Regions from separate parts of the Homo sapiens genome. Here region 2 is linked to region 1. The links are chromatin loops, found by intact Hi-C in ENCODE. Cell type or tissue: A673. All regions are shown on one strand.

Region 1 (2,500 bases):
ATTTTTTTATTTTTTATTTTTTATTTCAGATAGAGTTTCGCTCTTGTTGCCCAGGCTGGAGTGCAATGGTGCGATCTCGTCTTACAGCAACCTCCGTCTTCCTGGTTCAAGCGATTCTCCTGCCTCAGCCTACTGAGTAGCTGGGATTACAGGCCGGCTCCACCATGCCTGGCTAATTTGGTATTTTTAGTAGAGATGGGGTTTCTCCATGTTGGTCAGGCTGGTCTTGAACTCCCGACCTCGGCCTCCCAAAGTGTTGGGATTACTGGTGTGAGCCACCATACCTGACCCATACATAAAGTTTTATTGGAATACAGCCACATTCATCATTGACATATCATCTACAGCTGCTTTCTAGATACAAGAGCAGAGTTGAGTCATTTGGACAGAGACTGCATGGCGCACGAAATGAAAAATATTCACTCTCCTTTTACAGAAGTATGCTGATCCCTGGTCTACCAGAAGAAAAAGGAGACTTCAGAGACAACTGGAGGCCGGGCACTGTGGCTCACGCCTGTAATTCCAGCACTTTGGGAGGCCAAGGTGGGAGGATCCTTTGAGGCTAGGAGTTTGAGACCAGCCTGGGCAACAGAATGAGATCCTGTCTCTACAAAAAAGTAAAAACAAAAACGCACTTTATATATGGACATCGAGAGTTGAATTTTGTATACTTTTCACGTGTTACAGAATATTATTCTTTTTTGGGGGGGGAGACAAGATCTCACTCTGTGGCCCAGGCTGGAGTACCAGTGGCACCATCATAGCAGCCTCCACCTCCCATGCTCAAGCAAACTTCCCTCCTTGGCCTCCCTAGTAGTTGTGTCTACAGTTGAGTGCCATCACTCCTGGCTAATTTTTTCATTTTTTGTGGAGGTGGGGTCTTGCTATGTTGCCCAGGCTGGTCTTGAACTCCTGGACTCATACACAGCCAGACTCCTTGCAGCACCCAGGGAACATTTGGTGAACGACCGGGATACTGAAGGTCTCTCTCTCAGAAATACAATTGTGGGAATTAGTGGAGAATATGAATGTGAATGGGCAGGCATAGTGCAGATACTGAAGGTAGTTTTGGAAAGGCTGGCTCATCTTCCAGGGGAACTTGAATCTTTCAAGAGGAGGCGGGGAGACTACGAGTCAGAGAGACCGGAGACTTTGAAGTTCCTGCATTCCCAGCTGCGTTCACTTCTCAGCCATTACCAATTCAGCCAGCAGGGGGCAGCAGGGGATCGCCGTCCTCGGGGAGTCTCAGGACCCAGGTAGCCTCGCCTGCTGCCGCCCAGACAGGAGACAGGAGATGCTGGGAGATGGCCCAGATGACCTCCGAGTGTCTTTGCTGCTGCTTAAATCCCTGTTCGTTTTTGCAGAGGAAGGTAGGGGGATGAGCCGCCTGGAGTCAGCCGGGGGCTCATATTCCCAGAAAGGGAGTGGCTTCCTTTCTCTCAGGAGATGGAAGAAAATGAAAACTCAGCCAGTGCTGCAGGTAGCTGTCACCCTGGCGTTTCAGTGTGTTCTATTTATCCTTCTTTTTGGTTAGTACGTATGTGTTTATAGAGGGATTCATGGGGGCGGGGGCAAGCCAGGGCATTCTTTAATTCAACGCAGACTCATTAAGCACATTGGCAAATACCAGGCAGAAAGAAAATGGTCACGTGGGCCGGGAGCGGTGGCTCACACCTGTAATCCTAGCACTTAGGGAGGCCGAGGCAGGTGGATCACCTGAGATCAGGAGTTCGAGACCAGCCTGGCCAACATGGCGAAACCCCATTTCTACTAAAATGACAGAAATTAGCCGAGCGTGGTGGTGCACGCCTGTGATCCCTGCTACTTGGGAGGCTGAGGCAGAAGAATCGCTTGAACCCAGGAAGTGGAGGTTGCAGTGAGCCGAGATCATGCCACTGCACTCCAGCCTGGGCAACAGAGTGAGACTCCGTCTCAAAAAAAAAAAAAAAAAAAAAAGAAAATTGTCACATGGATCTAGGCTAGGACACTGAGAACCCACAAATGACACCCTCTTAGCCTTTAAAACCTCAAAGGAAGCCGAGAGGCGAGGCTGCCTGACTGCCTCTACGGCTGCCTACGTGGTCTTGGGTGGTGATAAACGTGGTCAGCTCCATGATGCTTAGTGTCCCTCTCTGCAAAACGGGGATGAAAGAAAAGATAACGGACAGGTCCACGTGAGGGTGGTGTTTCTAAAGCACGGTCCCCAGACCACCAACATCAGCGTCTTAGAAAGGCACACTGTGGGGTTGGGGGGCAAGCAACTGGCCCCTAACAAGCCCTCCAGTTGGGTCTCATGGATTATTATTAATATTTTTTGAGACAGGATCTTGCTTTGTTGCCTAGGCTGAAGTCCAGTGGCACAATGACAGCTCATGCAACCTCGACCTCCTGGGCTCAAGCCATCCTCCCGCCTCAGCCTCCTGAGTAGCTGGGACTGCAGGTGTGCACCACCACGCCTGCCTAATTTTTAATTTTTTTTTTTTTTTTTTACAGATGGGGT
Region 2 (2,500 bases), 150 kb after region 1:
AGGATCGTGATGAAAATCAGAGTAGCTCCCTCCTTCCATCCGCAGCACTGGGCTCAGAGCTTTGCATGGAGCATTTGAGTCCAGGCCTGAGACTCCCACAAGCATTAGTCTCATTAAACTGCCCAGTTTACAATAGAGGGAGCTGAGGCTCAGAGAGGTTAAGTAACATGCCTGAGGGCACACAGCTGGTGAGGGACAGAGTCAGGATTTGAATCTAGAAGCCCAACTCCTGGGAGTTAGAAAAGCCAGCAGCTAGGTGCTACTGGCTCCCAACTTGTTTTTTTCCAGAATCTAACATGGGAGTGACAGGCAGGGCTGGGCCAGGGTGGAAAGAGTACCACTGCTTGATGAGGGTATTAACATACGCAAAGGCATCTCTTTTTGATGACTTTGTGTCTGGGTCCTCTGGGCTTATTGTTACATGATCTCTCCAGCACATTTTAATCAAATATTATGGTTGTGTGATCATAAGAAGGTCAGCTCACCTGTCTTGGCCTTGCTTTCCCTATCCCTTAAATGGAATGATGTCACCCTCCCTCGATGGTCAGAGGGTTAGTAACATGATGGATGTAAAGGACCTGCTGGTCAAGGTATTATGTTAGCAGCTGAAGAATATGCTCAGTGAATGTCTGTACTCCCTGTGCCTGTGCTCCACTAGACCCTGACTCTCCAAACTCTCCTGCCTTGTATGTGTCTAAGATAGCTTGGGCATAGTTAGGGTTTCAACATTTGGAAGGTGTCATATTTGAGCAGCAAGACCTGTGCCCAGGTTGTCTCCAGTCCTGACTGTAGCCTGTGTTGTCAAGGAGAAAGATTCAGGGGCCCTGTCAATCTTTCTAGCAGGAAAGAAAAAAATCCTTAAGACAGCAGGGCCGTAGACAGGGCAGGCAGGATGATGGGCAGCTGCAGAAGCCAGCTGGCTCTGCAGCCAGTCTGTGAGGCAGCAGCTACAGCTTCCTAATGTTAAGGAGGCCCGGCTTCCTGGAGTGCCACTGCGCATTGCAGCAAGTCATGACTAACAAAGCTGTCAGGGGGAAGGGCTTGTTTCCCCCAGCGCACATGTCTCACCAGCTCAAGACTTGTCACTACAGTTATGCCTTTGCTCTAGGCACATGGCCTCTGAAACACCCTCAGGAACCCCCAGGCAAGGAATATACAATATCCATGTCTCTGGGAGTTGGGTGAGGGTGCATTAGGCCAGTATGTGGAGCAGCTGGGGTGCAGGAAAGAGAACAGAAACTTGGAGACTGACTCCAAGCAGCTTAAAGCTGTCTGGCCTCAGCTTTCTCACCTGTAAAATGGGACCAAACACTTTGATTCACAGAGGCAGTGTTATAGAGGGCAAGAGCCTGGCACGTCTGAATTTGTATCTTGGCTCAGCCACTTGGAAGCTGTGCACCCCTGGGAAAATTCCTTCACCTTTCTGAACCTCAGGTTGTTTTTCTGTAAAAAGGGGTCTAATGATGGCACCTAGACCTCATAGAGTTGTTGTGCACATTAAAATAATTAAAATAATGTGTGTAAAATGCTTAGCCTATTGCATGGCAAACAATAAATATTTTTTCCTCTTATTCATGAAGTTGTTCATTTATTCCTTCCAGGCACTGGGAAGGGGCTGGGGATGCAAAAGCAAAAAGATCAACAAGAGTTGAACAGACATTTCAAGAGTTTTTGGGAGAATTAGCTGAGAAATGCATGTGAAGGACCTGGCTCCTGTGCTCAGGAAGCCCTAAGGGTCAGTTGAGGCAAGTCCCTGTATGCTCATCCATTCCTGTCCCCTGAAAAACTAATAATAATGAGATCTGTGCCAGGGATTGTTAGAAATGTTAATTCACTTAATTTTATGATATAGAAGGTGTTATTATCCTCATTTTGTAGATGAAGAAACTGGGTCACAGGGAAGTTAAGTAACTTGCCCAGGGTTACAGAGCTGTTGGATGGTGGAGCCAGGATTATAAAGCAGGTAATCTGGTTCCCAGGTCCTTGCTTTTCACTCCTCCACCAGACAGCTTCTTAGGATGGCAGGCTGGGCTCTTGACCTTGCTTTCCATGCCCATCTCCTATCCACTGGCTGCAAGGTCCATGCTGCCCCCAGATTGAAGCCTTAAGAGATGCCTTCTCCAACTTGAGTCAGCTCAGCTCAGCTCAGCTCAGCTCAATTCAGCTCAGCTCAACTCAATTCAGCTCAGCTGAACTCGGCTCAGCTCAGCTCAACTCACCTCAGCTTAACTCAACTCATTTCAGGTAAGCTCAGCTCAGCTCAACTCAACTCAGCTCAGCTAAGCTCAGTTCAACTCAGTTCAGCTCAGCTCAACTCAACTCAGCTTAGCTCAGCTCAACTCAACTCAATTCAGCTCAGCTAAGCTCAGCTCAACTCAGTTCAGCTCAGCTCAACTCAATTCTGCTCAACTCAACTCAATTTATCTCAGCTCAGCTCAGTTCAGCTCAGCTCAACTCAACTCAGCTTAGCTCAGCCCAACTCAATTCAACTCAGCTAAGC

Evidence for each region. Peaks named below come from ENCODE experiments on the same cell type or tissue, not always from the same donor. Only the 100,000 strongest peaks of a DNase experiment are listed, where the experiment ranks them.
Region 2: it touches region 1 in a loop (2.2-fold over the local background); 2 of 110 quality-filtered maps call a loop at or near these places.

What each region holds. Positions count from the first base shown.
Region 1 is chr16:9,159,090-9,161,589 of GRCh38, forward strand. No RefSeq gene overlaps it. Among named protein-coding and RNA genes, the nearest start is that of HAPSTR1, 69 kb to the left of the region's middle. In A673, a CTCF peak has its summit at 1,194 (motif pointing right); a DNase peak (open chromatin) is centred at 1,202.
Region 2 is chr16:9,310,487-9,312,986 of GRCh38, forward strand. No RefSeq gene overlaps it. Among named protein-coding and RNA genes, the nearest start is that of LINC02177, 44 kb to the right of the region's middle. RefSeq lists an enhancer at 700-1,201. In A673, no CTCF peak of the experiment used is centred here; a DNase peak (open chromatin) is centred at 1,005.